Regions from separate parts of the Homo sapiens genome. Here region 2 is linked to region 1. Evidence: chromatin loops called from intact Hi-C (ENCODE). Cell type or tissue: PC-3. All regions are shown on one strand. Each heading gives the region's core, and the rest is flanking DNA. Links, peaks and the distances in the headings are about the cores only.

Region 1 (16,617 bases), core at 4,164-12,163:
CCTAATTTGCTAGCTATCGCTAAGGGTTAGCCCTCAATATTGTTGCTAATATTGTTAACACAAATTCAAATAAAAATGTGGGAAGAAAAGTCTTTTCCCGTGTTGTCTCCCTTTGACAACATGACAAATACATCTGATGATCTAACATCAGGATTTCTCTTTGGAAGAAACGTTTGTTTATAAAATATTTACCACTCTTTCCTGGATAGAAGAAAATCCAGGGACCTGAATGTTAACAGAACGCTAAGAGTGCACAAAGGAAAGGCTATATTATTCTACATGGAAACAATGTAAAGTGATAACTGACACTAGCATGGCACTGACACTAGCATGGCACTGGCCACGTGCCAGGAAATGAACTGTGTGTTTTGTGCTTTAACTCGTTTGATCCTCAAATAGACAATGCTTTAGGTGGACTTTTACTTACTCGCTTTTCCAAATTGGAAAACTAGTCACAGAGAAATTGAATAACTTTCCCAGGGGTATACAGCTACAAGTGGAAGGATTAGAACTGAGAACCAGGCACCCAGCCCCTGCTTCAGAGATTGTTACTCACATAACTTGAGTTGATATTGTATAACTATACAAGTTTGTCAAAATTCATAGACCACAACAAAAAAATGTAATGGCTCTGTACTTACCCACTCTAAATATTTCTCTTTTCATATAGGGAAAATAAAAGACATTTTAAACTTCAAGTTTCTTCCTCTGGGGGTTACCCAATGGTAACTTCACAAGATTGTCATGAGGATCAAGTAGTATGATGCCAAAATATTTCCTAAACGTACGTTACATGCAGCTTTGTTACCTGGGTAGACAGCAGGTCACACATTGTTGCCTCTTTCCCAGAGGAATTCTGTTACTTGCCCATCTGCACTTATTGGTACAGTCTGTCGTTTGAACTAACCTCTAGACTGCATTTCTATGAGTTAAATATTTTCTTTCCATATTTTTGTTTGCTTCCATCCTAGGCAGTAAAAAATAACCCAGTAATTTTCAATCTTAATTCCTTTGAAAAAGGATATTTTCTCCATAAAATTGAACATATAAACTTTTATATTCAACTATAGATGTTCCACAACAATCCTGGGGGAGCCCGTTTGCTTGGTTCTGTGTTGTTCCTTGTAAAGTAGTCCTCTCAACAGCTGTTTTCCTTTCCATGGTTTCAGGTACCCATGGTCAACCACAGTCTTAAAAGAAATGGAAAGTTCCACAAATCAATAGTGTGTACGTTTTAAATTGCATACTTCTGAGTGGGTTGGTGAAATCTTGTGCCATCTTGCTCTGTCCTTTCATCAAAAGAAGCATAAGGTATCTTGAGAGGGAGGCCAGATTCATATAACCTTTATTAGAGTACAGTTGTAACTGTTCAATTTTATTACTGTTCATTTATTGTGCCTAATTTATAAATTGAACTTTATCATAAGTATGCATGTATAGGAAAAAAAAACACGGTATATACAGGGTTCAGTACTATCTGTGGTTTCAGGCTTCCACTTGGGGTCTTGGAACGTATTCCATGTGGATAAGGGAGACTATCGTACTCATGAATCCTCCCGTCTGATGGAAACACACTCTCATATCCCGTTTTAGGGAAAGACTTCCCCCTCTTTCACCCTAATTTTTTGTGGTAAGACGACTTAACATGAGAAATATCCTCTTCTCATCAAATTTGCAAGTGCCCAACGCAGTACTGTTAACTATAGGCAGTGTCTTAAAGCAGATCTCTAGAATTCATTAATCTTGCATGACTGAAACTTCATACCTGTGGAACAGCTACTCCTATTTGCCCTCCCCTCAATCCCTGGCAACCACCTTTCTACTTTGTTGTTATGAGTGTCACTATTTAGATGTCTCATCGAAGTAGAGTCATACAGTATTCGTCCTTTGGTAACTGGCTTATTTCACTTGGCATCATGTCTTCCAGTTTCATCCATGTTGTAGCATATGGCAGGATTATCTTTATGGCTGAAAAATATTCCATTATCTATACCACATTTCTTTATTCATTCATCTGTTGATGGACATTTAATTGTTGCCACATCTTATCTGTTGTGATTGATGTGGCAATGAACATGGGAGTACAGCTATCTCTGGGAATCTGATTTCAATTCCTTTGGATGTATATGCAGAAGCAGCATAGCTGGATAACTGCTAGTAACTCTGGCTTTAACAACTGCCATTCTGGTTTCCATAGTGGCTCTACCATTATACATTCCCACCAATGCTATGCAAGAGCTTGGCAATCATTTCTCAGATATGACACCAAAAGTAAAATTAGACAAGTAGGACTTTATCAGAGTAGAAGCATTCTACAAAGAACAGAGAGAAAAGGCAACTTACATAGTGGGGAAAAAATATTTACAAGTCATAATCTAATAAGGGATTAATATAAAAGTATAAGGACTCCAATGACTCAACAGCAAAATAATAATGACCTGATTAAAAATGGGCTAAGAACATGATAGGCATTTCTCCAGAAAAAGATGTATAAATGGTTAACAGGTACATGAAAAGATACTCATCACTTATCTTTAGGGAAATAAAAATCAAAATCATAATGAGATATCACCTCTCACCAGTCAAGATGGGCATTATAAAAAAATACAAAAAGATCCAAAGTGTTGAGGAGGATGTGGAGAAACGAACTCTTTACCCCACCTTGAATGATGTGTTTTTCCCTAGGGATTGGCCAGGAGAGAGAGCAGGTAAGGAAGCCCTAGGTTTTTCTAACTAGAAATGAGTAGACAAGGAGCCTCGATTTTAAAGCCTCTGCGGGGGTCGGGGGTGCTGGTGTTCACTATCTACCCAAAACAGAGCCTCCTACCTGGTAGAAAAAGCCAGGAGAGAGAAGACAGGCAAGCCTGCAGACCATGGAGGAGAAACTCAGTCCTGAGAAACTGAGTTCTACCACTGCTGTCCTGCACTTCACACGGATGACACATCCAATGAAGATTAGGTCCGTGTCCCCTCTTTAGAACGATTTTATCATGAGTTAGGTTTGAAAAGAGTCTGTTTTTTGTAACTGAATGAACCTTGATGAATAGCCTATAGATCCATAATAATCCCCCACATAAGTCAGAGAGTCGTGAACTCCTATACTGAAAGCTAAGACGTTCCATGCAATCACCTATCATTAATTTTAACAAAAAACCCTGGAAGCCTATAATTATCCCATTATCACAAAATATAAATAGCACAAGCACGATTTTAATCAATTGATTTTCCCATTCTTCCAGCAGTGCATATAAGCAAGGAGGAGCATGTGTGTCACCTCAGCCTCTGAGGACTCAGCAGGTGATAACAGCCTGTGCATAATCTCTTGTCCCTTGTTGCTAGTAAGGTTTTTTTAATTAGGAGAATTGGAAATTGGGTTCTACATAATCTGGCTCCGTTTCCTCTGATCTCGATTCTGCTACCCTTCAATTGCTCACTTCACTCTAGCCACCCCATTGTCTGTTTTACAAACCTGCTAGGCATGACCCCCCTAAAGTCCTTTTCATTCCTTGTTTCTTCTTTTCCAAGTTCTCTGCCATTAGTTTTCCTCTTGGCTCACTCCCTCATCTTCAGCATTGTTTTGCCAAATAAAGGCTACTCCGGACATTGCAAATAATGCACATTTCCCTCTAGTTTTTCCTGTTCTCTTCCTCAGTTTTCCTCTAGAAGATATCATTAACATCCCTCACTTCTTATTCTTATTACTTGTCTCCCACACTGGAGTGCAAGCTTCATGAGGATAAATACATTTGTCCATTTTGTTTATTGCTATAACCACAGCCCCTAGGAAAGTGCCTAGAACATGAAGCATTCATCAAAAAGTGGTGAATAAATGAGTAAATAATGAATCCCGCATTTACATTACAATCAGTTTTTGTTCACCGAATACAGAACGCACTGATGAAATATTTGAGGGTTTCCTATTAGTTCTAGTAATAAGAAGACTGCAATTCTACCCAAATTCTACACAGTGAAGACTATCTTTATGGGCAGGAATATCTGTGGCATCCAACGACAGAATACAAAGTAGGTCCTGGTCTTACGTGGTCTGTTCAAGGAAACGGAATACATCAGGACTGAAGCAGCTCCGCTCCCTGTCCACAGCCCATTCCAGAGCCTCAGGGTCTCTCACTCCATTTCTCTGTGTATACGTCCCACTGTCTGCTTCTTGGTAGGCGAGTTTGCTATAGTTACTCCTAGCAGGTTCATAGAACAACAAAAAAGCCAAGTTGTTGACTTCCATTGATCAGGTATCCAGTCCTGTATGATCACTGATGACCAGCACTGGGGAGAACGAGGGAGAATCACAGGAAAAAACAGGAATGCCTCTAAGGAAGGTGGGCAAGTCACATTCCCTACAGAGGACTATGGGCAGATCTGAAGACCTGAAAACGAAAATATCCTGAAGCATATTGTCATTTATAAAGTCACGGATGTAATCCAAAAATACAAGTCGGTGACTCTCAGCTGTTTGACGAGGTGGAAAAGACCTCAATAGATAACATGCATTTTCTCTTCTTCCTATGCAAGAAGAGGAATTTCTAACCCACAGAAGTGCTGAATGTCAATGTTCTCACATTCCTGAGCTTGGCCATTTTAAGAAATTCACCTAAATATCTTAAAAGGTCTCAGTTTATTAGTGAAATATGAATTTTTTAAAACTAGCTTGAAATGAATTCACAAAAAATCTTTCCCACCACCCTTCTCCCACTATTTGTCTTTGAAAGACACTATTTTCCTCTATTTTCCCATGCTTTCCACCCACCTCCCCCCCTTAATTGAAATGAAAGTCTTAATTTTTTAACTGGTGAAAAAGCTCAGGAAAAGCAGTTCCAGAATACAAGGAAAGATTTTGATTAAGTAAAGGCAAGTGTAGGAGTTTCACACAAATGAAACAAGAGTTTGTCAACACTTACAAATACATATCCACAAATATATTCACACTCTTAACATGATTCTTTTGTGAAGAAAATAAATCAAATGTAGTCCCTACAAGCTTTGTTTTGATTTGCAGGAGCAGGAAATAAATGTTTTTGTGTCTTTCCTTGAGATGTATCTATTTAGTTTCCATTTATATTTATATATACTTTATTCTGTGTATTTTTTTCTTGCACACATTTACTCCTATATGCCTCTTAACAAAATCACCAAGAACACTTAAAAGGAAAGCTGCTAAAATGGCAGGCACTGCATAGTCCTTAATGCAAATCAACTTTAAAGAATAATATAATGGAAAAAAAAAACCCGATTTCAATGCCACGAGGCAATCTGGAATCCGATTTGTCTGGGGCGGAGGGGGGGAATCACAGAAGCCAAAATGAACTCAACAGCTATGGTTACAGCTTAATAGACCTTTATGCAGACACCAGGATATTTCTTTGCCAACAGTGATACTTTTGACCACTGTCACGTATTACTGAACTCTGAAGTTGTAAATATTTTTCAGACTGTGTGCACCTTAAAAATAATTAGATGTTGACCTCTTAAAAATATTAACCCATATATTTAAGAAAAATAAACTGCTTAATTTCACGTGTTTCCCAGTTACCTGAGAGGTTACACATATGAACATTTACTTTCCCTGAGTTACTTTGGGTATGTTACCTAACCTTCTTGAACCTAAATTTAGTCAATTCCAAAATAGATACAAACTGTTGTAATTCATATTTTATATTCAGAAAACTTAACACAGAGCCTGGTACATAGTGGTCAATATTTGCTGTTGTCATTTCTATACTTACTATAGCATTAAGATATTTCTGTGGAGTCAAATGGTCTCTAGTAATCAGATTTCTGAAGGAATATTATTTCAGATTGTAGTTGGAAAACTAAAAAAAAATTTCCCTTTTTCATGTGGCAATGAACAGTTTTGAGTTACAAATTAATATATGTCTTGAGATTACAAGGAGGATGTCGGCTTTAGTGGAGAATGAACACATATACTATGATCAGGACTGCATTTACACACAAAATACATGGCTGAGTTTCCGCAGACGGACTAATGTGGCCATGGCAAATGATCTGTTCACGTTTCAAGTCACAGCTGTAACAAACTTGCCTTGAAGAAACAGAAGTTCACATTATTTAAGAAATTTACCCACGTCAGATCATTCCGTATTTCATTTCATTCCCATAGTGGACAAAGCACTAACTGCACACCTCTGAGATTTTATCTTTTCTTCTACTTTGCATTTTTCTGAATTCTGTAAGGAACTTAATATATGAGTAGCTTAAAAATAGTCAAAACAAGTTGCTACATAATCCTGTCCTTTTCTGTTTTTCTCATGGCCATCTTTGACTTGGATAACAAATCACTTCGAACATTTATCAGTACAGACTGGTAAATCGACGGCTAGTGGGGGGATCTGTGTTCGTAACACAAGTCATTACCATCTCCATGGTTCTTTCTAAAACAGGATTTGGTTCAGTTTCTCACTCTTCCATTCAGCTTGCTCCCATGCTGAATCACTATTTGTAGACTACATGTATACAGTATGTCTCTACTGAAGTTTCAAAGATAAATAACAATGACTTACGTGACATATTTCTAGATTATAGAATTTGGGGGGAAAATATAATCTAAAATCAAAACAAAAAGAAACTGAAAGAGTAACCACTTCAAAATTTACCCTGCCAATTTCAGAAAATGTCTTCATTTCCCTTCACTGATAAAACCAACAAGAATCCAATCTGGATGTGTTTATTAAAAATGTATAAGGATTAATAAACTTTTGTATTTAAGAACTATCTTACTTTTTGGTAGAATGCACTATATTTCCAATACTCCTAACATCCTACTTTTCTGATATATGAGAAAGAAGCAAAACTGAATGCATACCCATATCATTAAGATGATATTTGATGCCAATGTCTCTAAACAGGTAGACATTACAGGCAATTACATTCCTGTAAAGTATGCCATAAGTTATTTGTTATAGCCTATGTAATTTAGTTGCCACAATAAAAAGACTCTTAGGGCTAGAAAATTTTGCGAAGAGCTGTAGGCTAAAGCATCCAAAAATACGAAAGAAATGTAAAACATTTAACATTTCTGTTTGCATATGCATATTTAAAATACACAGTCAGCTGGTCAAATCAGAAAGAGAAGTTGGTACACTGAGAAAAGCAAGATGTCATCTCAGGAGTATACAGACCCAAGAACAACACAGAAAGCATCTGTCTAAATATGAAGATTCAGAGTAGAGCTCCCCTGCTTCTCCACTTTGCCATCATGTTTTTACCAGGCCACAGAAATCTTCCAAAAGCTGGCAAACATTGAAAATGTCTTCCATGTGGCAATACAATGTTTACCAAGAAATGAAAAGGAGTTTGTGCCAATAATCAAGTCAACTCTGGCCAGGTGCAGTGGGCTCATGCCTGTAATCACAGCACTTTGGGAGGCTGAGGTGGGAGGATCCCTTCAGCCCAGAAGTTTGAGATTGGCCTGGGCAACATAGCAAGAACCTGTAACTACAATTTTTTTCTTTTTAATTAGCTAGGCATGGTGGTACATAACTCTAGTTCCAATTACTCTGGAGGCTGAAGTGAGAGGATTGCTTGAGCCTGGGAGATCAGGTCTGCAGTTAGTCATGATTGTGCCACTGCACTCCAGCCTGGGCAACTGAACAAGATTCTGTCTCAAAATAAATGATAAACTTTGCTTGGCAGATTGTGTCAAATTTTCCAAAGAACTAGTATCAAATCCAATGGGTATTTTTGCTTCATATTTTAAAGGGTTGTCAGAATACTATTAGCTCTTTTCTACAAAATGGTTTTTTCATGCATTACCCAGTATCAACAAACAGATGGAAGAAAAGGTTATTCTTTCTGTAGAATGCCAATTCTAATACTATCGGGACTACAGAAAAACCATTATTTCAGACTAGCTTAGAAATAACCAATGCAGAAAAAAATTCATTACTGGATGTTAAAACCATTAGGTGAAAGTTGATTTCAGAACAGGATATTTTTGCAGTTTCAAGATTTTTCACCACAGAGAACTTAACAAAACGCACAATGTATCTTTAGTGGAGAAATTTGGTGAACACCACCTTTAACCACTGGTGGGATAAAATGACAATAGGTGTTTCCTGATATGATCTACGAAGAAGGACACGTATCATTTATGCAGTATTCTGCTAAAAAATGCGTAACTCGAATTGAAACAACAGGAAAGATTCAGCTAAACTCTGAATAGACCACAACACAACTAGACTATACTCCTCACAAATATCACTATCACGGAAGACAAAATGTCTGAAGAACTGCCCCAAATTAAAGCATATAAAACATGGCAACTCAATGTAGTATGTGACCCTGGTTGGACCATGGGCTGGAAAAAAAAAAAGTTGCCATATAAATAGAGCGTAATTGGCAAAATTTGAATATGGAAGTATATTGATAACATCACTGAATATTTACTTTTCTAAATTTGATAATTTCACTGTGATTATGCAGAAAATTGCCCTTGTTCTTTGATAAAACATGTTGAATTTACTGAAGAGTCATGATCTCTACAACTTTCACATGTTCAGCAAAAATACTGAATAGAGAAAGCAGATATGACACAATGTTAGCAATGAAGGGAGATGTGGAAATCCAAAAAAAGTGCTTATGAAATTTTCTGCAGGTCTATTTTTTCCAAGATAAAAGAATTAAAACAAGGCCAGGTGCGGTGGCTCACGCCGGTAATCCCAGCACTTTGGGAGGCTGAGGCGGGCGGATTACCTGAGGTCAGGAGTTCGAGACCAGCCTGGCCAGAACGGTGAAACCTCATCTCTACTAAAAATACAAAAATTAGCCAGGCGTGGCAAAACACGCCTGTAACCCCAGCTACTCAGGAGGCTGAGGTAAGAGAATTGCTTGAGCCCAGGAGACGGAGGTTGCAGTGAGCCAAGATCACGCCATTGCACTCCAGCTTGGCCGACAGAGGGAGACTCTGTCTCAAATTAGTTAATTTCAGTGAGAAAGAAAGGAGATTAGTCAATCACTTCAGTTAATGTTGCATTCTATAACCTGACATGTTGGAAACCCAGAAAGAATAGAAATTGACACTTTAAAAAATAAACAGGTTATTTAACCTCTATTGTATCCTCCTTCGACCTGATAAAGCTAAAAGAAAAAAAAAATAAAAATCCCTTATAGATTATCAGATGAAAGTGCAGGCTTCTGATGGGCAGGACCATGGAGAAATGGAGCTTCCTTGCAGAAGCTTTTCATTGCCAACTAAACATCTTCCTGAAGGTCAAGAGGCAGCTGCAGCAGCAGAGCCTTCTGGATCTGACTTTTCTGGAATGCAGTTTCCTTGTTCAATTCTCCACCAGTAGTGGCAGCAGCTTGTTTCCAGCCTAGGTCTAGGTGCAGCCTCAGTGGTTGTTACCCTAGAGCAGTAATTCTTATAGTATGGTCCCCTAGGTCAGCTGTATCAACATCACTTGGGAGCTTTTTGGAAAAGCCAGTGATCGGTCTGACCCGAGACACGTTGAGTAAGAAACTGGTAGCGTGACCCAGCAATTTGTGTTTTAACAAGCCTTCCAGGTGATTCAGATGGAAAGTCGATTCAGATGGAAAGTCAGGTTTGAGTACTACGTTACATCTCATAGGGTCAGTATCCAAGAGATTGTGAAGGACTGGTTTTAGTACCCCCTTTCCCAACCCATGGATACAAAATCAGAAGATGTGTAAGTGCCTTATATAAAATGGCACAGTATTTGCACACAATTTATGCATTTTTCTGTATACTTTAAATAATCTCTAGATTACTTACGGTACCTAATACAAAGTAAATGCTATGTGAGTAGTTGTTACACTGTAGTGTTTAGGGAATAAGGACAAGGAAATAAGCCTATATGCAATCGGTGGACATAACCCAGTGTCCCATGGAAACAGAGGGATACCTGTATGCTGTGTACTGTTCTTCAGATCCTCCAGTGGATTTGTAAACTCCAAAATCCTTGCATTAAATTCCATTCTGTTTAAAATCAGTCCATCAAATATATTACTATTTTTAGAACAATTGTGTAAAGTAGATACTATCCTATGTTCATAGATTTAAAAAATAATGAATTTGTTAGTCATGTTTGGCTGCGTTTCCACCCAAATCTCATTTTAAATTGTAAGAATCCCCATGGGTCAAGGGCAGGGCCAGGGGGAGATAATTTTATCATGGGGGCAGTTTTCCCCATCCTGTTCTCATCATAGTGAGTAAGTCTCATGAGATCTGATGGTTTCATAAATGGAAGTTCCCCTGCACACACTCTCTTCCCTACCACCACGTAAGATGTGACTTTGCTCCTTTGCATTCCACCATGATTGTGAAGCCTCCTCAGCCATGTGGAACTGTGAGTCAATTAAACCTCTTTCATTCCTAAATTACCCAGTCTTGGGTATGTCTTTATTAGCAGCATGAGAACAGACTAGTACACTTAGCATACAATTACTATGTATCTATATAAGGCTGGATTTGATCTATATTCTTATATCCTATGTATTATGTCCCTTATATTTTCTACAGATGATCAATAAAGGCTGGAGAGTATTTTTAAACCTACCGTGCTTCCCACTTGAATACAGCCCTTCTTAGAATACTGGTAACAGATGTAGATGGAGGCCTAAGAACAGATCAGGTGCATTACAGATAAAACATTAGCCCTGGGTTTCTGTAGGCCTTTATTTGGTTGGTGATAACTATATTATCCGTGAAAAAAACTAGCATTAGTTTTGGGTGTGGTGGCTCATGCCTGTAATCCCAGCACTTTGCTTCCAGGAGCAAAGTGGGAGAATCACTTGAGCACAAGATTTTGAGACCAGCTTGGGCAACATAGTGAAGGCTTCTCTCCATGAAAAAATAAAAATAAATTTTAATTAGCTGGACATGGTGAAGGTGGAGGCTGCTGTGAGCTGCGATTACAGCGATGCTCTTTGGCCTGGGTGAAAGAGGCCATCTCAAAGAAAGAAAACTAGCATTAGAAAATTGTAAAGCAATCAACTCAACTACCCATATCCTTAAATAACTGGATATTTTTGTCATTACTTCGTATTCATAGGAAGGATCTACTGCTCATATACAAATTATCAATATTTTGGTAAAAGATCTGGCTATTCTTATTTGATGCTCAATTTTAGAAAATAAAAATTTTCTAACAGTAATGATTTAAAGTGGGACTGCTGGGTTTACTTTTTTTTAGATGGAGTTTGGCTCTGTTGCCCAGGCTGGAGTGCAATGGCATGATCTCAGCTCACGGCAACCTCCGCCTCCCGGGTTCAAGTGATTCTCTCTGCCCTCAGCCTCCTGACTAGACTAGATGGGATTACAGGCATGTGCAACCATGCCCGGCTCATTTTGTATTTTTAGTGGAAACGGGGTTTCACCATGTTGGTCAGGCTGGTCTCGAATTCCTGACCTCAGATGATCCACCTGCCTCGGCCTCCCCAAGTGCTGGGATTACAGGCATGAGCCACCGCGCCCGGCGCGGTTATTCTTAAAGATTTTTAATTGCTTTCAGTGAATCATTTTTCAATAGCCTTTAAAGTTGTTGCCAAAATAAACTGACACTTAATATATGTAAGAAATAAAAATATAATTGTAAGAGCCCTTAAAAGCGCTTTACTGAAACAAGAAACCACCACTTTACCTGGGACAAGAGAGACAAATTCAACTAAATGCAGCATTCCTTTTACACTGAAAAGTATTTTCTGGAGATGGGATTGTATGTGTATTTTAAGCCCTTATATACCCCCAGACTTCCTAACTGTTCAAAAACCGCTCAACTCCTTATTTAGGCTGGATTTCTATTAGCCATCACACACCGGGAAAGGGTGTGCATTAAATGTTTTGAGAGTTAACGAATTAAGAGAGGTAAAGAGAGGAGATTAAATAAATTACAATGCATTATGAAGGCACATCTAAGACCTTTTCTGATCATTAACGCACTGTGACAGCTGATTGTGATTTACATCTCAGTTCAGTCTATATGATCGCCAGTGAGTGGTCCCAGGAGTTTCTACTTAGCATGGAAGCAAAAGAGACTCTTTCCGTACATTCATGTGAGGAAGTTTTCTAGTTTTGCTCCTGTTCAATGAAAATGGTAATAAAGAATATAAAATCTGAGCACATATGTTCTGACCTTGAATCCAATGACTGCAGTCTAATGGCAGGCTAAAAGCTTAGTTCCTAATATCTGCATCTGTGCCTCCCCACATGTTAGCTTGTTTTTAATTCTTACATTGATTAGGTATGATCACAGTATGATTCCTCTCCTGCAGACTACTCATTTGTATTGCAAATTGTTAATAACATCCTAAATTCCAACAATATTATCACAGAGGCCCCCACAGCCTTCATATTCACTTCCGCATTATTGAACTAACAAGCAGGGATGCTGGGACGGCTGCAGCTCCTGGTGAAGCTTATGCAATCAGCGCTGACTTTTCCAGTGGGGACCTCGAACTATTAAAAAATTGTAACAAATTCGGTGAATCTGATGAGTAGAGGTGAAAGTGTTTGCTTCTTTTGTCCTTTTTGCTGGTACACACGGTATCAGGAATGCTGAAATTTCCTCGAGAAGATGAAAACATGCCATTTACATTTATATTTATGTACATACTCACTAGTTTCCCTCCCAAGCTAACTCCGGGTAAATTTATTGAATAGTATATACAAAAGATGTGCCTTTGGGCTTTGGAATCAAATACACTTGATTTGAATTTTGGCTGCTCTAGTTACTACAGTGTGCCTTTAAAACAAGTTTCTTTCCACTCTTTGCTTATTTTCTCATCTCAAAAATATAAACAGCAGTAATCCTTGTGTATTTCATGAGTTGTATTTAATGAGAATGCATATTAAAGTGCTTGTGAACAATAAATAACAGCTACCACTAGAGCTAATTAGGAAAGTGCTTTCTGTGGCAAGAATATGCTGTTTCTTGGATTTCAAGTGAAATAAATATATTATGCGTTCAAATGCATTAAATATATACTAATACTTTCTTAATTATATCTTTCACGTTGGGATCTGGAGGGGCCAAATTAATGTAGCTCCATGAGTCATTTCAATTATCAAATCAGCAAATAATCTCATTTGAAATGTGGTCATACATTGACTTAAATATTTTAGATTGATGGTAATTTTGTCCTATCAATCATGTTCTTTCATTTTTAGGGTTATTTTTGGACTCAAGAGTGTAGTAACTGAAGATTTCTGCTTCTGGTGATGATAGATTAGTTTGCAGCTGACCAAAATGTATGCCAAGAACACTAGAAAAGGAAGTATAATAAGAAACACATTTGTGAAGGTATCAGAGAGCTATCAAGGCAGTTAGAAGTTCTGGAGCCAAGAACCTGGAGAGAAGGAAAGCACATTGGAGATGAGCCCAACATTCCATATTTTTAGTCAAGACATTTGCAGATTGTTAAACAGCATAGGGTAGGATGTAGAAAAGCTGAACAGAAAGTAGCAGCTAAGCAGTGTTTGACAGTCTTATAAGGAGGCAGATTCGAAGATCGGGCTCAGATTTTTTCAAGTAGGCAGGACTTGAGGGGCCAGATCCTGCAGGGAAGGGAAGAGGTGCAAAGTGAACCTGGCTGCTCCAATTTTCATCTCTGAGCTGTTTGTCAATGGAAAAGGGCCACAGGGTGAGAGGCTAAGCGAAGATTGGTCTAGATTTCTAAGAATCAGAACTTTGCAGTTTCACAGCACAGTAAAGTACAAAACTAGAATTTAGTTTCCCTAAGTAGCAAGGCATCCTGATAAACAATTTGTAAGTAGAGTAACCAGAAAATAGGCCAGGTTTTATAAAAAATCTAAACCCACTCTCAACTCTGGAATCTCGGCTCCCACAGTGATGTTGTAAATTAACTACATGCAACTTTAAAAAAAAAAAAAAAAAAGACTGGGGTCTCACTCTCACTATCTTCACCCAGGCTGGACTGCCGAAGTGCAGTGATCATGGCTCACTGCAACCTTGATGTCCTGGGCTGAAACCATCCTCTCTTCTCAGACTCCCGAGTAGCTGGGACTACAGGCGTGCAGCACCATGCCCGACTCTTTTTCTTTTTGTAGAGATGGGGTTTTGCCATGTTACGTACACTGTTCTTGAATTCATGAGCTCCAGCAATCCTTGCTTTGGCCTCCCAAAGTGCCAGAATTACAACAGGCGTAAGCCACTGTGCTGGCCATTATCTTAAGTGAAACAACTCAGGAAAAAAAGTCATACCTCACTTGTAAGTGGGAGCTAAATAATGTGTAGATGTGGACATAGAATGTGGAATAACAGACACTGGCGACTAGGCAGGGCGGGCAGAAGTGGGGAGGGTAAGTTACTTAATGGGTACAAAATGTACATTATTCAGATAATGGATACACTAAGAGCCAAGACTTTACTGCCAGGCAATATATGCATGTAACAAAACTGAACTTGTACTTTAAATTCACACAAAAGAACCCTGCCAGTTTCCAGGAAGGAATATGGCATCTGTAATCTGGAAATTTTTTTTCATACAAAATGAACATTTTATTTAAAAGAGTTTCAAGAAAACAATAACAATAGTAAACATAGCCTGTGATCAACATTTTGGAGTTCACAGAAAGTTTAAAACTGATTTATCACAAAAATATTGGTGAGAGGAATTCTGCAGAGAACTGGAATCCAAAAAAATGTTTTTCATGATTTGGAGTAAGCAAAATTTTCTGAAACTAGATGCAAAAAGCAGTAGTCCTACAGGAAAAGTTTGACAGATGGGATTTCACAAACATTAAGAACATTTGTTTATTAAAAGACACCAAAGAGATGACAGAGGCAAAGCAGAGTGGGAGTAATTAGTAAATAAACTCAGTAAATAAACTCAGTAAATAAAATACTTTCCATCAATCATACAAAAGTGCAAATTACATGACCACCAGAGTGGATACAATTGAAAGGATGGCCATATGTTGGAGAGAATGTGGGGGAAGGTAACTGGTATTCTCCTGGTGGAAGGGAAAATGCTCACTGGTACTTTGGACATCTCTTTGGCCGTGTATACTAAAAACTATGTATTTTCACATTTAGTATGCATATATATATTTCATGACCCAGCAATTCAACCCCCAGGTATATAATCAACCGTTATACATAGAATATATGTATTAAAAGATATACAATAAGATTCATGGAAACATTTGTAATAGCCAAAGCCCCAGATATCCACCACCTGTAGAATGGACAGATAATTCATATTGTATTTATGCAATTGAATATACAAAACTCTAACTCAGCTTATACTTCAAGGAACAACTATAGATAATCTCACAAATTCAATGTTTAACAAGTTTGACACAAGTTTAAGTATGTCATGACATTTGTAAACATTTCAAAAACAAATAGTCAATTGGTTTAGAAGTCTAGAAAATGGCTTCGGCTGGTAGTTTTGAGCAGGAAGAGCCAAGGAAGGATTTTTGTGGTCATGGTACTAGTCATATAGGTATGCTTAAATGAATCAGATTGTACACACTTGTGATATGTGCATTAATATCTAACAGAACTCAGTCCCTCAGTCCGTCAAACTTGCTTTTTAGTCATTAATTTATAATGCATCAAACCAAATCACCAGTTTTTGTAGCTTATCTTTGCATATAAAGAACATTTTTTCTTCCTATCCAGGGTTTATCTATTTCTTAGCTCCCACTAAGTGAAGCCTGCTTTATAACCTTAACTTTCTGAACAGAGAACATTGGGAACTTCACCATTGCTTATGTTAGAATAATTTTTACTGTTATATAAAATAACTAGTATATGACATGGCCTGCTGGATGCAATATGAGATGGATTATGGACATTGGTTCTTCTGATTGCCTGAATTATGCCACTCTACTCTGAAGCTTTCTCACAGCTTTTCCTTCATTTGCCAGTTTCATTATTCATCTGCCTGCAAAAATCTGGAAGAGATGTCCAGGTGGGGAAGGGTATGAACACAGGGACACCAAATTCTCCCCACCACAATTTTAACAAGGACAATGATTTTCCTAAATTTCAACTGTTGCTTATTTTGCTAAAGATCCAAGACTCACCATCAATTATCAGCAGAGTCAACCTAAGCTAACATTAACATTCATATTCTACCAGTGTGGTTTTGTTCTTGCTTTCTAAAATATGTTTATTAGGGTTAACATACCCTTGGTTCTATGCAATAACACTATTTCTCCCCAAAGAGAAGTTAATATGCTCTAGGAAGATGTTACTGTTACTATTTTTGTTTAGATCCTCCAACAATCTCATCATGCTTTATCTATTCTTTTACTTTGCAGCTTTATTGATTCTTACTGTAAATTATTACTATCCTCACTATCCATATTTTCTCTGAATGTTTTTACTCAAAAAATAGTGCCTTAATTGTCAGCAAACAATATTGCAAGACAGAAGCTATTATCACCTTGTCTATCTGTGAATCAATAAACAGGAGGTATTGTAGCTCAAATCAAATGAACTCTGCAGTCTGGTATTTTGTCTGGGGAGAAGAGTGAGATGCAGGGAAACAGGTGAGACCAGCCAGTGAGTGGCTCCCTTCAAAAAGCAGTGTGTGTCTAAACCCTCTGTCAAATCTCTTTTAGTTTTTAAAATCAGAAAAGGGAAGTTCACTTTATAA
Region 2 (16,617 bases), core at 4,589-12,588, 67 kb after region 1:
AATTGGTATTGTCAGGGTGTTTTTGTGGGTTTTTTTGGTTCTTTTTGGACTTTAGCCATTTTAATATGTGTGTGATATTAGAACATTTTGTTTTAATTTGCAATTCCCCGAGGGCAAATGATATTGAGAATATTTTCATATGTTTATTTGCCATCTGGGTATCTATTTGGTGAGGTGTCTGTTCAGATCTTTTGCCCATTTATTAACTGGGTTGTTTATTTCCTTATTTTTGAGTTTTATTTTTTAGCTTATTTGGATATTTTGGATACAAGCCTTTATTACACATGCATTTTCAAAATGTGTTCTCTCAGTCTATAGCTTTTCTTTAATTTTTTAAACAATGCTCTTTTGCAGAGTAGAAATTTTTAGTTTTAACAACATATAACTTACCAATATTTTCCTTCACGGGTTTTTTTTTTTCTTTTGGTATTACATCTGAAACTCATCACCAAACACAAGGTCACCTAGATTTTCTATGTTTTCTTTTAGGGTTTTCATAGTTTTGCATTCTCCATTTAGGCCCATGATCCATTTTGAGTTAGTTTTTGTGAAAAGTGTAAAGTCTAAGTCTAAGTTCAATTTATTTTAGGATATACACAACCACTTGCTTCAGCAGTATCTGTTGAAAGACTATCCTTTCTCCACACAATCTCCTTTGGTCTTTTGTTAATGAGTAATTGGTTATATGTGTGGGGGTCTTTTCTGGCTTCTGTTCTCTTCCACTGGTCTGTGTGTCTCTTCATTGTCACTATGACATTGCCTTGATTACTGTGGTTTTATGTACATCTCAAAGTCAAGTATTAGGAGTAATCCAAGTTTGTTTGTCTTCAGTATTTTGTTGGCTATTCATGATCTTTTGCCTTTCTGTATAAACTTTAGAAAGAGTTTGTTTATGTCTACAAAATATCTTGCCAGGATTTTGATTGGCATTGCATTGAGTCTCTGAATCTAGTAGAGAACAATTGGCTTCTGACAAATCCTAAACCTTCTAATCCATGAACATAGACTATCCATTTATTTTTATTTGCTATAATTTATTTCATCAGAGTTTTGTGATTTGTATAGAGATCCTGTACATATTTTGTAATATTTATGACTAACGATTTTATTTTTTAGTGCTATTGGAGGTTGTATTCTTTTTTCTAATTTTAAGTTCCAAGTGTTTATTTCTAGTCTATATGTGCATTAGTCTTTTTTTTGTATTTGCATTGTGACAAAGAAGTACCTGAGTCTGGGTAATTTATGAATAAAAGAGGTATAATTGTGTCATGGATCAGCAGGCTGTGTAGGAAGCATGGTGCCAGTATCTGCTTGGCTTCTGGTGAAGCCTCAGGAAGCTTTTACTCACAGCAGACGATAAAGCAGGAGCAGGCATGTCACATAGTAAGAAAGGGAACAAGAAAGAGAGGGGAGATGCCACATTCTTTTTAAAGAACCAGATCTCTCGTGAACTACCAGAGTGAAAATTGACTCATTACTGTGGGGATTTCACCAAGCCATTAATGAGGGAACCACTTCCATGATTCAATACCTCCCTCTTGGGCCAATCTCAAACATTGGACATCACATTTCCACATAAGATTTGGAGGGGACATACATCTAAAACATATCAATAAGAAAACAATTAATATTATATATTATCATTTTATCCTGCTACCTTGCTATAACTGCTTATTAGTTCTAGGAGTTTTCTAGTTTATGTGTAACATTGATAATCTAGCCAAGTGCGGTGGCTCGATGTCTGTAATCCCAGCATTTTGGGAGGCTGAGGCAGGTGGATCACCTGAGGTCAGGAGTTTGAGACCAGCCTGGTGAACATGTTGAAACCCCATCTCTACTAAAAATAAAAAAATTAGCCAGATGTGGTGATGGGCACCTGTAATCCCAGCTACTCAGGAGATGGAGGTTACAGTGAGCCAAGATCGTGCCATTGCACTCTAGTCTGGGCGACAACAGTGAAACACCATGTCAAAAACAAACAAACAAAAGAAAGACAATATTTTGTGAAAAAAAGAAAATTTTATTTTTTTCTTCCCAATCTGTATAGATTTTATTTCCTTTTCTTGTATTATTGAACTAGCTGGAATTTCTAGTACAATATTGAATAAGAGTGGAGAGAGAGGATATACTTGTTCTCATTCACAGGAAAAAAAAGCATTGATTTTTGTCATGATTAAGTATGACGTTAGCTGTAGGGTGTCTTTTATTAATGGATTCTGTTAATCAAATTGAGAAAGTTTTCTCTGTCATTCCATTTTGCACTGCTGTAAGGGAATACCTGAGGCTGGATAATTTGTAAAGAAAAGAGGTTTATTTTGCTCATGGTTCTGTAGACTGTATAGGAAGCATAGTGCTGGCATTTACTTCTAATGAAGGTCTCAGGAAGCTTCTACTCTATTTGGGAAGCTCTGCCCCTTTGGCCTTGCAGGATGCAATGCTTGTTCTCAGGAGTTGGAGTTGAGTGCCTGCAGCTTTTCCAGGCTCAGTATGCAAGCTACTGGTAAATCTATCATTCCAGGATCTAGAACATGGTAGCCCCGTTCCCACAGCTCACTAGGCAGTGCCCTGATGGGGACTCTGTGGGATCTTCAACCCCACATTTCCGGTCAGCATTGCCCTAATAGGGTAGAGTAGGGTTCTGCATGGGCACCCAGGCTTTCCCGTACATCTTCTGAAATCTAGGTGGCAGCCATCAAACTTCCTTCACTCCTGCATTCTGTGTGCCTACAGGCTTAACACTTTGTGGAAACCACTAAGGTTTATGGCTTGCACTCTCTGGAGTGGTGGACCATGCTGTATCTGAGGCTCTTTGAGTCCTAGATGAAGCTGGAGTGGCAGGGATGTGGGGAGCACTGTCCCAAGGCTGAGCAAGGAAGTGGTGCCCCAGGCCTAGCCTATAAAACTGTTTTTTTCTCTTAGGCCTCTGGGACTGTGGTGGGTGGGGCTACCTTGAATATTTCTGAAATAATAATGGGCCTTTTTCCCATTGTCTTGGATGGCACCTGGCTCCCTTTTAGTCTTACAAATGTCTCTAGCAAGTGGTTTCTCCACAGGCCTCTTGAATTCCTCTCCTGAAGATGTTTTTTACTTCTCTACTACATGGATAGATTGCAAATTTTCCAAATTTGTATGCTCTGCTTTCCTTTTAATTATAAATTCCAACTATGTCATTCCTTTGCTCCTGTATCTCATTGTAGGCTATTAGAAGCAGTCATACCACCTTTTTTTATACTTAGAAATTTCTTCTGCCAGATACCCTAGGTTGTTGTTCTTAAGTTCAGCCTTCCACAAAGCCCTAGGACATGGACACAATGCAACCTAGTTGTTTGCTAAAGCATAATAAGGGTGACCTTTGTTCCAGTTTCTAATAAATTTCCCATTTTCATATCAGACCTCCTCAGCCTGGCCTTCAATGTCCATATTTCTATCAGCATTTGTATCACAACCACTTAACAATCTTTAAGAAGTTCTGAACTTTCCTACATCTTCCTGTCTTCTGAGCCCTCCAAACTCTTTCAACCTCTTCCGTTACCCAATTTCAAAACTGCTTCCACATTTGAGATAATAGCAATGCCCCACCCTTCAGTACCAAATTTTGGTTGTAGTCCATTTTGTGTTGCTATAAAGAGATATCCGAGACTGGGTAATTTATAAAGAAAAAACGGTTTATTAGGCTCATGGTTCTGCAGGGTTTATGTACAGAAAGCATAGTTTTGGCATTTGCTTCTGGTGAGAACCTCAGAAAACTCAGAAGGTAAAGGGGAAGCTGACATATCACATGGTGAGGGAGAGTAAGCCAGAGGAGGAAGAGGTACCAGACTCTTTTAAACAAGCAAATCTCACCTAAACTATCAAAGCAAGAATGCACTCATTGCCATGGGGATGGCACCAAACCATTTATGAGCTGTCTGCGTTCTATGATCTAAACACTTCCCACTAGGCCCCACCTTGAACACTGGAGATCACATTTCAACATGAGATTCGGAGGGGGGCAAATATCCAAACCATATCATTGCCTTTGTTTCTATTTTACTGAGAATTTTTATTATGAACATATGTTAGGTTTTTTCCAATGGTTTTTTTCTTTCTGCATCAATTGATATCAAATAATTTTTCTTTTTTAGCCACTTGATGCTGTCAGTTACAATGGTTGATTTTTGACTATCAGAAAGTCTTGCTTACCTAGAACAAATCTCACTTGGTTGTGGTGTATAATTATTTTTTATATATTGTTGGATTAGAGTTGCTCATATTTTGCTGAGGATTGTTGCATGTATATTCATGAGGCATATTGGTTTGTAGTTTTCCTCTCTTACAATATTTCTTTTTTTTTAAAATTAAGGTAATGTTGGGTTTATAGAATAAATTAGAAAGTGATGTCTCACTTCTATTGTGAGAAATAGATGCTTCTGTTTTCTTAAGGAATAGAAAACAGATGCTTCTATTTTCTAAAGAAAATCTTAGAAGAATTGGCTTCATTTCTTCCTTAAATGTTTGGAAGAATCCACACTGAAGCCATCTGAACCTGGTGCTTTCTTTTTTTAATGTATAACTAATTATTGATTCAAGTTAAAAAATATAGATAATCTAGTTCTATTCAGATAATCTAGTTCTTATTTGGTAAATTTTAATAGTTGCTTTCAAGGGATTGGTTTATTTTATCTAAATTACAGCATGTGTGCCATAGAATTCTTCATAGTATTTTTATCCTTTTAATATCCATAAGTTCAGTAACGATAATTTCTCTTTCATGTGTGATGTTGGTAATTCTTGTTTCCTTTCTTCCTTCCTTCCTTTCTTCCTTCCTTCCTGTTATCATCTCTCCCTCCTTTCCTCCCTCCTTCTCTTTCCAGCTGTTTGCCTCTTTTTCTTTTGCTTGTGTTTTTTTCTTTTGATTAGCCAGCCTAGAGGTTTATAAATTTCACTGATACTTTTTAGGGACCATATGTATAAGCTGGTCCCTATATATATAAAAGCTAGTCCATACAGATATATATATATACGGCTTGTTTTAGGCTTAAATAACTTTCCCTGGCGTTCTATGAGAAAATTTGTATTATTGATTTTAGATCTCTTTCTTTTCTGACGTGTGTGTTTAATGCTATGCATTTATCCTTAAGCTGTGCTTTCGATGCACCACACAAATAGTCAGTTATATCTTTACCATCACTAAAAGTTCAAAATAGTTTTAAAGTCATTTGAGATTTCTTTGACTCATGTGTTATGTAGAATCATGTTGCTTAATATCCAAATATTTGGAGAATTTATAATTTGATTTTTTTCCTTGTTTATTCTCATTGTGTTCTAGAATATACTTTACAGGATTTCTAAATTTTTAAATTGGTTATGGTGTGTTTTATTATCTAGGATGTGGTCAATGTTGGTGAATGTTCGATGTGGCTGCTATATGAATGTGAATTCTGCTGTTTTGGATTAGTTGATAAATGCCAATTACATCAAAGTGACTGATAGTGCTATCGGGTTAACTATATCCTTAATGACTTTCTGCCTTCTCGATCTATCAATTACTGAAAGAGAGGCATTAAAGTATTCAACTATTTGTTGGATTTGTCTATTTTTCCTTGTAGTTCTGTAAGTTTCTCCTTCATATATTTTGATGCTCTGTTGCTAGGTGCGCAATCATGTCTTCTTGAAAAATCAACTCATTTATTATTGTGTAATGTGTCTTTTTGTTCCTCATATTTTTCCTTGTACTGAAGTCTGCTTGGTCTGAAATTAACATAGCTCCTCCACTATTACTATTAACAGCAGAAAAACAATACTAAATATTAAGTATTAAAAGATAAGAAAATCTTTGAAATTAAAAACATTTCTTATTAGAATCGTACAACTATGCAGATCTTTTTTCTTTCCAAAAACATTAATTTAAAAATGAGTGTATCTCTAGAATAACTAAAATAACTCTGAAAAAGAAAAATGAGGACTCATATGACCTGATTTTAAGACCTACTATACAGTTAAACTTAACAAAATTGTGTGGCATTAATGAAAAAATAGACATTTAGATTATCGGAACAGAATAGAAAACTAAGAAATAGGGCCATACAGTGGGCAACTGGTTTTTGATAAAGAGGCAAAGATAATTTAGTGGTGAAGGGTATTTTCAGAAAATTGTACAGGAATGACTGGGCATCCATATACAATAAAAATTAATCTAGTCAACTACCTCACATCTTTTGTGAAAATTACTTGGAAAAGGATTATAGATCAAAATGTAAAACATTAACTATAAAACTCCTAGTATAACATACAGGAGAAAAGTTGGATGACTTGTGTTTGGTGATGAATTTTTAGATACTTTACCAAAATCACAATCTATGAAAGAATAGTGACAAGTTGGACTTTACCAAAATCTTTTTTTTTTTTTTTTTTTTTTTTTGAGATGGAATCTCGCTCTGTCGCCCAGGCTGGAGTACAGTGGCACAATCTCGGCTCACTGCAAGCTCTGCCTCCCAGGTTCACACTATTCTCCTGCCTCAGCCTCCCAAGTGGCTGGGACTACAGGCACCCACCACCACGCCTGGCTAATTTTTTGTTTTTGTATTTTTAGTAGAGATGGGGTTTCAGCGTGTTAGCCAAGATGGTCTCCCTATCCTGACCAGGTGATCCGCCCGCCTCCGCCTCCCAAAGTGCTGGTATTACAGGCGTGAGCCACCGTGCCTGGCCCAAAATCTTTTAAGTCTCTAAAAACATTCTTCAGAAAATGGAAATACAAGCCACAGACTGGGAACACATTTGCGACAGTCATACCTAATAAAATATCTGTATCTGATATACGAAGAATTCTTAAACCTCAACACTAAGAAACAACCTAGTTATAACATGGGCGAAAGATCAGAAAAGACCATGTCTATGTCCTGAATGGTAATGCCTAGGTTTTCTTCTAGGATTTTTATGGTTTTAGGTCTAACGTTTAAATCTTTAATCCATCTTGAATTGATTTTTGTATAAGGTGTAAGGGAGGGATCCAGTTTCAGCTTCCTACATATGGCTAGCCAGTTTCCCCAGCACCATTTATTAAATAGGGAATCCTTTCCCCATTGCTTGTTTTTCTCAAGTTTGTCAAATATCAGATAGTTGTAGTTATGCAGCGTTATTTCTGAGGGCTCTGTTCTGTTCCATTGATCTATATCTCTGTTTTGGTACCAGTACCATGCTATTTTGGTTACTGTAGCCTTGTAGTATAGTTTGAAGTCAGGTAGTGTGATTCCTCCAACTTTGTTCTTTTGGCTTAGGATTGACTTGGCAATGCGGGCTCTTTTTTGGTTCCATATGAACTTTAAAGTAGTTTTTTCCAATTCTGTGAAGAAAGTCATTGGTAGCTTGATGGGGATGGCATTGAATCTGTAAATTACCTTGGGCAGTATGGCCATTTTCACGATATCGATTCTTCCTACCCATGAGCATGGAATGTTCTTCCATTTGTTTATATCCTCTTTTATTTCCTTGAGCAGTGGTTTGTAGTTCTCCTTGAAGAGGTCCTTCACATCCCTTGTAAGTTGGATTCCTAGGTATTTTATTCTCTTTGAAGCAATTGTGAATGGGAGTTCACTCATGATTTGGCTCCCTGTTTGTCTGTTGTTGGTGTATAAGAATGCTTGTGATTTTTGTACATTGATTTGGGCAAGGACTTCATGTCTAAAACACCAAAAGCAATGGCAACAAAAGACAAAATTGACAAATGGGATCTAATTAAACTAAAGAGCTTCTGCACAGCAAAAGAAACTACCATCAGAGTGAACAGGCAACCTACAAAATGGGAGAAAATTTTCGCAACCTACTCATCTGACAAAGGGCTAATATCCAGAATCTACAATGAACTCAAACAAATTTACAAGAAAAAAACAAACAACCCCATCAAAAAGTGGGTGAAGGATATGAACAGACACTTCTCAAAAGAAGACATTTATGCAGCCAAAAAACACATGAAAAAATGCTCATCATCACTGGCCATCAGAGAAATGCAAATCAAAACCACTATGAGATACCATCTCACACCAGTTAGAATGGTGATCATTAAAAAGTCAGGAAACAACAGGTGCTGGAGAGGATGTGGAGAAATAGGAACACTTTTACACTGTTGGTGGGACTGTAAACTAGTTCAACCATTGTGGAAGTCAGTGTGGCGATTCCTCAGGGATCTAGAACTAGAAATACCATTTGACCCAGCCATCCCATTACTGGGTATATACCCAAAGGACTATAAATCATGCTGCTATAAAGACACATGCACACGTATGTTTATTGCAGCATTATTCACAATAGCAAAGACTTGGAACCAACCCAAATGTCCAACAATGATAGACTGGATTAAGAAAATGTGGCACATATACACCATGGAATACTATGCAGCCATAAAAAATGATGAGTTCATGTCCTTTGTAGGGACATGGATGAAATTGGAAATCATCATTCTCAGTAAACGATCGCAAGAACAAAAAACCAAACACCGCATATTCTCACTCATAGGTGGGAATTGAACAATGAGATCACATGGACACAGGAAGGGGAATATCACACTTTGGGGACTGTGGTGGGGTGGGGGGAGGGGGGAGGGATAGCATTGGGAGATATACCTAATGCTAGATGACGAGTTAGTGGGTGCAGTGCACCAGCATGGCACATGTATACATATGTAACTAACCTGCACAATGTGCACATGTACCCTAAAACTTAAAGTATAATAAAAAAAAATAAATAAATAAGAAAAAAAAAGATCAGAAAAGACACTTTACCAAAGAATATGTGGATGGAAAATAAATACATTTAGAAAAATCCTCAATCTCACATGTCAACAGGGTATTGCAAATTAAAACCACAGTGTAGTGCAACTACCCACTTTTTATAATGACTAATATCCAAAAACATTGACAAATGCTGGCATGAATGCAGAAAAAGCAGTTCCTTCTTTCACTGGTGGTAGGAATGCAAAATGATAAAGCATCTTGACAGTTTGGCTCTTATGAAGTTAAACATAGATTTATCATCTGACATAGCAGTCATGCTCCTAGGTATTAACTCAACTAACTGAAAAACTTAACTTTCACACAAAAATCTCCCTGTGATTGTATGTAGCAACTTTGTCCATAATTGCCAAAAACTGAAAGTAACTTGGATGTCTATCAATAGGTGAATAGTAAATGAATTGCAGTATATCCATACAGTGGAATATGATTCAGCAGTGAAAATGAATGAGTTATTAATTCATGCAAAACCATTGATGAATTTCAAATGCATTTTGCTAAGTGAAAGAAGCTAGAATTAAAAGGCTGCAAATTCTATGACTACATTTATATGACATTCTGGAAAAGGAAAACCTATCAGACAGAAAACTGACCAAGGGTTGTCAGAGGTTTGGACAGGGGACAGTGATTGACTAGAGAAAGCACAAAAGAATTTTTACAGTGGTAGAACTAACCTTTATGACTTTGTAGAGGTGGATACATGATGCTATGTATTTGTCAAGTCCATAAACTGCAAATCATAAAGAGTGACCTTTAATGTATGCAAACAAAAATAAATCAATCAGGAGATGTGGAACCCTAGAATGGAATGCAGACTGTGGCAAATGACTCTCCTAGTAATAAAAATGTATGAAATAATCTCAGTGAAATTGATGTAAAGAAAATTAAGATCTAACATAGAAAAACATAATTTTGAAAAAGAATGGTTTGACTAGAAATTATAAGGCTAAAGACCAAAGGAACTATATACATAAACACTGCATTCCAGCTGGTAAATTTGTTTCCCATAAGGCTGTACTTTAATTTTGAAAATATTTACATGTACTGGGTTTGGACAAATATGCAAATAGGTAGTGGATGGTAGGGGACAGGTTTTTCTGCTAGAGAGTGAAATTATAGATTAATAAGTATGAAAAGCTAGACTGAACACCATGGTATGGGATAAGAGTCAGAGATATCAATATGGACTCATTTTATTAGGTTGGTGCAAAAGTAACTGCAGTTTTTGCCCTTACTTTCCATGGCTAAAACCATGATTACTTTTGCACCATCCTAGCAGCTTACCATATATGTAGATGAATACTTACCGAAATAATTATAAATATGTGTATATGCACGGGTTAGTATCCATATACGCCACCGGCCTTCTATGATGGCCTAGAAGCAAGGACTCAAAGTACCAATGAGCACAGCAAGTGCTCCAATATTGGCCTCAAAATACGATTTCCATTACAAGGAAATCAAGTTGCTTAGAGAAATAACTGATTTTAGAGATGGTGCAGAGGAAATACAAGATGAATCTGGAGGATCTTGTAGTAACAGGAAATGAGGGTATGTTAGAAAAACAAAAACATCGGAGTATGTCAAGGGGATACAGGAGCCAATGTGAAACTGAAATAAAGCCAGAACTAAAATAACTTCGGAAAGAAAATAACATTTTATTGGACTGTAACCCCAAGTATAAGTATGCATGTGTCATACTGATACCAATGAATAGTTGAATGGATGAATAAATGTGCAAGAAGAAACTTCCTTACTGAAATATTCTAACTATATATGTAGATAATCCCCACCTTTTTTTTTTTCAGGGAAACTTATCCTTCCCACCCCAAATCTATTGAATGTAGATTTAGTTCCTTTCTGCCAAAGAATCCAATAGGGAAAGATAAATGGAATAATTTTAAAGTGGAGACCTGCCAAGCCCTACCTTTATCAAACGATGAAGGTTAGTGTCATAGTGAGGTCATATCGTTAATATGTACTCCCTGATGTGAGGTGATGAGAAGTGCACTTTATATCTGTGCTTGTTTTCCCCCAAACCCATGAACTCAATCTAATCATGAGAAAAACTTCAGATGATCCCAGATGGGGAACATTCTACAGGATACCTGGTAGTACGTCTAAAGTCCATGAAGGCCGTGAGAAACAGAGAAAGGCTAAAAAACTGCCACAGATCAGAGGACACTGTGAGCTATGATGACTAAATATAATGCAATATCCTAGATTGGATCCTGGAATAGAAAACGGGCAGTAATGGAAAAACTGATGGAATCCGAATGAAGTCAAGACTTCAGTTAATAGTAATGTTCCAGTGTCAGCCTCTTAGTTTTGACAAATGTACCATGGCAACATAAGGTGTTAATAACAATGAGGGAAACTGGACAGTATATGAGAATTGTCTATACTATCTTTGCCACCGTTCTGTGCATCTAATAGTATTGCAGTATAAGAAGTTTATTTTTTAAAAAAGAAATTGGTGTTTAGAAATTTCAAATAAATAGTCTCTTAAGGAGGATATATATTCAGCCAGTGATAATCAAACAAATGTGGACTAACTGGAATGACCATATTTCTATTAATGAACAGTGTAAATCAAAAGTAGAGAAATATTTCTGACCTTCAAACCTGAGGAAATCATAAAAAGATTCAAGATCTCATTATTTTTATGTGAACCAAGATATCAAGCAGAATTTCTTTTATTTAGAGCAGATGGTATTCCATATTTCTTTCCTGAAATTCTAGATTTTGTGAGCAAGGCTGTTTTTGAATTTAACTGAAAGAAAAAAAGAACACAAAAGCTTAAAATGTATTAAGCTTGTTAAATATTGGTGGTTTCCCCAATCATACTGGATAAAATGTGAGTTATTTTTGCCATGATTGGTGGCTTACTCTTGAAGACATTAAAGCTTAAAATAAACACAGTCCAAGAAAGCTACAGAATGTGTTTCCAATTTTGAATTACTCATAGAGAGAATACAGCAAGAGTAACAATCACACAATGTCTAATCTCCCACTTTATACTTAGTTCATATTGATATGTTGTATTATGTCTCTAAGTAATATTTAAAAATATGTATTACATCAATGTAGATGCACAGAAAACATGATACAGTGTACTAAACTATATAAAAGTATGATTTCTATTATAAGAAAAATGCAATTAATTTCTTTGTATTTTTAGCATCTAATAAGTAATACATAGTTCTGAATGACAGAATACCTACTTTTGATGTTATCAATACTATGTATTAAAATCTGTGATGAAAATAGACAATCATATGAATTTCTTAAATTTTATAATAATCATATTCCACTTGGAAAATAAGAACTTGCATTTTAATTTTCTTTCTTTCTCATAACAATTTTCTAGTATTTGGCATGAATTGCATCTCATTAATGGAAGCCTAAAATTGAAAGTAGAACAGCTGGAGTATTGAATCAAGAAGCCTCAGTAACAAAAGTCAAAGCCTTGTATTTAATTACTTAATATAGTCTGCTAATTATTACAGAAACCACTTGGTTTAGAACAGTATGAATTATATTCTATTTTATCTTATATGCACACAGTGTAAAAAAATCTAGAGGAGGATGTGATGCATATTCATTTTTTCCCTTTTTAAATACTTAAACTCCTTTCCAATTCAGTTAAGAGAATGAAGCATAAACCACAGTTCAGGATGAGTTTGGCAACAGAGAAAGCGACATTATTCTGCCCTCTTGTAACTAATCTACTTCTATTAAAGGGTAAATTTGACATTCTTCCAACTACCACTAAAACTGTCAGAAAATCCTTGAAAACAGCATTTAAAAAAATCAGTAGTGCCCCTTCACATCTCTTAAATTGGTCAATTTTGATTGGCCAGTTCCCTGAAATTCTTTGGAACTCACTTGAGTATAGATGGCCTAAGCCAGTCATTATGAAAGTCATTAAAGAGAGATACCAAATTTAGAGATCAAGATATTGTAGAAACATATTAAAATATGTCCTCAGGTGCTACTTATGAGGGATAGCATGATTTCTTCAATGTAGTCATCTTTCAAATCAGTGCCAATTAATATAATATAATGAAATATAAATGTTTGGCTTAAACATAGAACGTAGATTTGCAAACGTGTTTCTTCTATAGGGTGATATAAAACAAATGGAGAAAACCATCTATGATTTCTAGTGAAAGATGGTATGTACACATAGGACTCTCCTAGATCAGGAGCTCTACTAAGGGCTGCCTCTCTGACATTGCATGTTTCTAGTCTCAAGACATAGGACTTAGAAGGATCCTGGTGGGGAACCTCGTCTTTGTCTCCCATATTTGTCAGATAATGATATCACCCCCCTACCCCCATAAATAACTTGAATGGTAAGTTTTCTGTTTTGTTTGCACTGAGATGATATCTGTGCCATTTATATTTCAAGTTAAACTGATTCTAATTAATTTCCTCTTAGGGTATGGAGGAGGGCATCATTCCAGTGTCTTGGTCATTCACTTTCTATTGTGAACAGTGATCTATATCTGCAACACGTGATAGAATAAGATAGGGGAATTTTATCCCCAAATATTCCAATTACATATTCTATAACCTTGAGCAAATTCCACTAAGCCAGACTTTTCCCTTTGTTAGATGTGGGTGATGATGGAATGTTACTTTGTAAGCCTAAAGAAGGTTTGCATAAGAGATACAGGAGGACTAGTGACGGTAATCTCCTTGCAAGTATAAAGAGCATAAAGATGCTGAAAGTAGTGTAAGAGAATAGCAGCTGTCCTTGAGAACCCACATAGCAATGATGTTTTCAGCTTGATCCAGGAAGCCGCCATTACTGTATTCCCCTCTTATACTTTATGTCTTGGTTTGTGGGAGGGTAATATTTTCAACACTCATTGCTGTGAAAAATGATTATTTTTTTTTACACACAGAGAGTTGTGTTTTCAAATAGGAAATAAGCAGCAGAAGCAGAAATTCTTTAGAAAACATTTGTTATTCCTAAGCAAGTGTATACACACATTTGTATAAGACACAAATTAATAATAAATGGAGGAATAAATAGTATATGCTAGATATGTATGTAGTCTAGAAACACACCATTTCAAATTGTTCTAGTTGCCCTTAAAATGTCATTATTCTCCTAGTTGTAGAGACTTATTTGCTATTATGTGCTCTGTATACTATTGCAATCATGTTAAAGGAAGACCAAATGTCACGTGTGTGCAGACTGTGTCTCTCCACAATGAACTTGGCTTTATTCTGTAAGGTGGCCTATGGGAGAGGCTTGGTAGCCCATAGATTTAAATCTTGCAGTGGAGTTGGGGCTGGCGGACTCTAGTTCTGGAAGGCAAGTTCTGAAATGTTTCTCCTTGTGTAAGACCCTCAAGATAGCTTGCCCAGAAAGGGATATGCATGCACTATGGCATAATTTCACACACTCAGACATCACAGGGAAAGCCGGGGTCTAGGCCACTGATCCTAGCCAGCATCCCTTCATTAAATTACCTGTGCATGTGAGATAGGGATAGCAGCGTTATGCTCTGACCACGCCATGGGGGTTGAAGGCTTAAATAAGGACTCACTGTTGTAGAACATCAGGAACCCTGATGCAGTAGCCTGGATGGATAAGTGAGTAGCTTCCTGTTTGGCAGAATCATCAGTCAAAACTTCTTAGACATGGAAGTGTGTGAGGCTGCTGTGCTCTGATGGTCTGAGGCTTTACATCCCTAATTCCACAAAGATTCCTTCAGATCCAAGGAGAGCAGGGTCTGAGAGCCATGACCAACTTCTCTATCCACATGCCTTGGGAGGGTCTATCTCTCACCCTCGGATGCTCCTTCGCTTAGCGGTTAGGGAACCCTCCTGCCCCTTCTCCTTCTGCAGTTCACTGGCCACTCCGGACATCTAGGAGGTACTGTCTCCAGGTGACCTCACCTACCTCCATCTCAGTAATACTTGGCTGCCTAGATGGAAGAATTTGGACTCCTGCTGCATGGACTTCTTCAGAACAAAGCTTCCCTCCTCTTAGGAAGGAAATTTTTTTCATTTGTGATTACTATTAACAAGAACAGTATCACGACAAGGTACAGGCATCTGCCAAGAAATTTCCTGAGTTGCTTTGCAAAGTGACTGCTGAAAACAATTTCTAGTGCCCTGACATCTGACTAGCCAATAGATTTTAGGGGATATGCTTTACTTGACTGATTAAAAAGAGGCTTTATAAGACAAATAGCTCACCCAGGTGGAATGAGCAGGAAACTGACACAAGCTCAGAATGCCTGGATAGTCAATTGACTTAAGTGTTCAGGGATCTTCTAAAATAAACACTTAAATGATTTAAATAGAGTTGGCTAGTCATTTTTGTGTCTGTTCATGGAGTTTCAGGCCCGCGAGACACATGCAAATCTAAACTGTAGCCCACACTGCAAGAAATAGCAGCACTGAATCAAGAACGTAGCTATCTTATGGGTTATCTCTACTGATAACTCTTTTTTTAAACAACTGTTTTTTTTTTCTATGAGCTTGCTTCAGGGAGTAATATTTGTTTGTTTGATTATTTGTTTTAATAAATAAGGTTATTAGCAGCAGTCTAATTGTCAAAAACTGGAAACAATCCAAAATTTTTATCAAGAGTAGAAAGAATAAATAAATAATGGTATGCTTACATAACATATGCTATTCAGCAGTGAGAATAAACAAGCTATAAATAAATGCAAAACGTGGATAAATTTCTCAGACATAATATTTAACAAAAGAAGCCAGATACAAAAGAACATATACTCTATAATCCAATTGTTTTGAGCTGAGAAAAAATGAGATCTCTAATTTATGTTGCAAAAAACCAGCACCAGGAGTTGGAAACTGGAAGGGAACATGAGAGGAGATTCTGAAATGAAGATAGTTTATTTCCTAATCTAGGTTGAATATCATCAAATTGCATACTTAAAAATTGTGTCCTTTTCTGAATATGTGCTACAATTCAACAAAAAATTATTAACAACAACAAATGAAAAACAAGCCTACTCAGTGCAGAAGTCCAATCCTAACACCCAAATCAACCCCAGCCTTTTCTCCCTTCCCCTGTGCACAAGCCAGCAAACCCATCATTCACTCTGGTGATTATGAGACTGTTTGTGGTTCATGCAATTTCATGTCATAAACAGCACAACCGCAGAGACAAGAGTTTCATTCCTTTAGCTATGTCATAGGTAATTTCTTATTTCTTTACATGTCTCATAATTTTTCAACCTACTGGACATTTTGAATAGTACAATATGGCAATTCTAAAACTCAGTCTTTCCTGTCTAGATGATTTGTGGTGATTGTTGGTAGACATTGTTTTGCGATTTGTTTGTTTAGTGACTTTCCTGTACAGTTTGTATTCTTCATCATGTGTGACCGCTGAAGTCCCTATTGAGTTAGCTTAGTGGTAAGTAAATGATTTCACAATTTTCTTAAATGCCAAGAACTACTAAGTACCCCAGCCTTTGTTGAGGGGCTCTGTATACCTTATAAGTTAAGAAATGTTTCAACACTCGGGCAAGCAGTTTATAATTCTGCTTTAGTCTTCACTTCTGTTCCCCAAGAGAAACACTGAAAAATATGCACAACCTCTCAGAAAAACAAAACAAAACAAAACAAAACACCTTATAAGAACTCTGGAAAACAGTAAAAGATGTGCAACACAGAGATGACTGCTCAATCAGGAAAAAGATAAAATAACTGCTTGCATAGAACCTCAAAGTCATCCAGAGGTGGCTACTTGGTGCCTTCTCAAGCCTTCTCTAGCATACTCACAATCCTAGGCATATGTGTGGCATTCTAGATTCCCAGCAATATGGCAAAACTTTCCAAAGCCACTTATGTACAT

Evidence for each region. Peaks named below come from ENCODE experiments on the same cell type or tissue, not always from the same donor. Only the 100,000 strongest peaks of a DNase experiment are listed, where the experiment ranks them.
Region 2: a loop joins it to region 1, with 6 times the contacts of the local background. A loop is called at or near these places in 3 of 110 quality-filtered maps.

What each region holds. Positions count from the first base shown.
Region 1 is chr16:76,815,523-76,832,139 of GRCh38, reverse strand. No RefSeq gene overlaps it. Among named protein-coding and RNA genes, the nearest start is that of MIR4719, 45 kb to the left of the region's middle. In PC-3, for the core only: CTCF peaks have their summits at 8,719 and 8,923; no DNase peak of the experiment used is centred there; H3K27me3 peaks cover 516 bases.
Region 2 is chr16:76,749,446-76,766,062 of GRCh38, reverse strand. No RefSeq gene overlaps it. Among named protein-coding and RNA genes, the nearest start is that of MIR4719, 110 kb to the left of the region's middle. In PC-3, for the core only: no CTCF peak of the experiment used is centred there; no DNase peak of the experiment used is centred there; H3K27ac peaks cover 1,329 bases.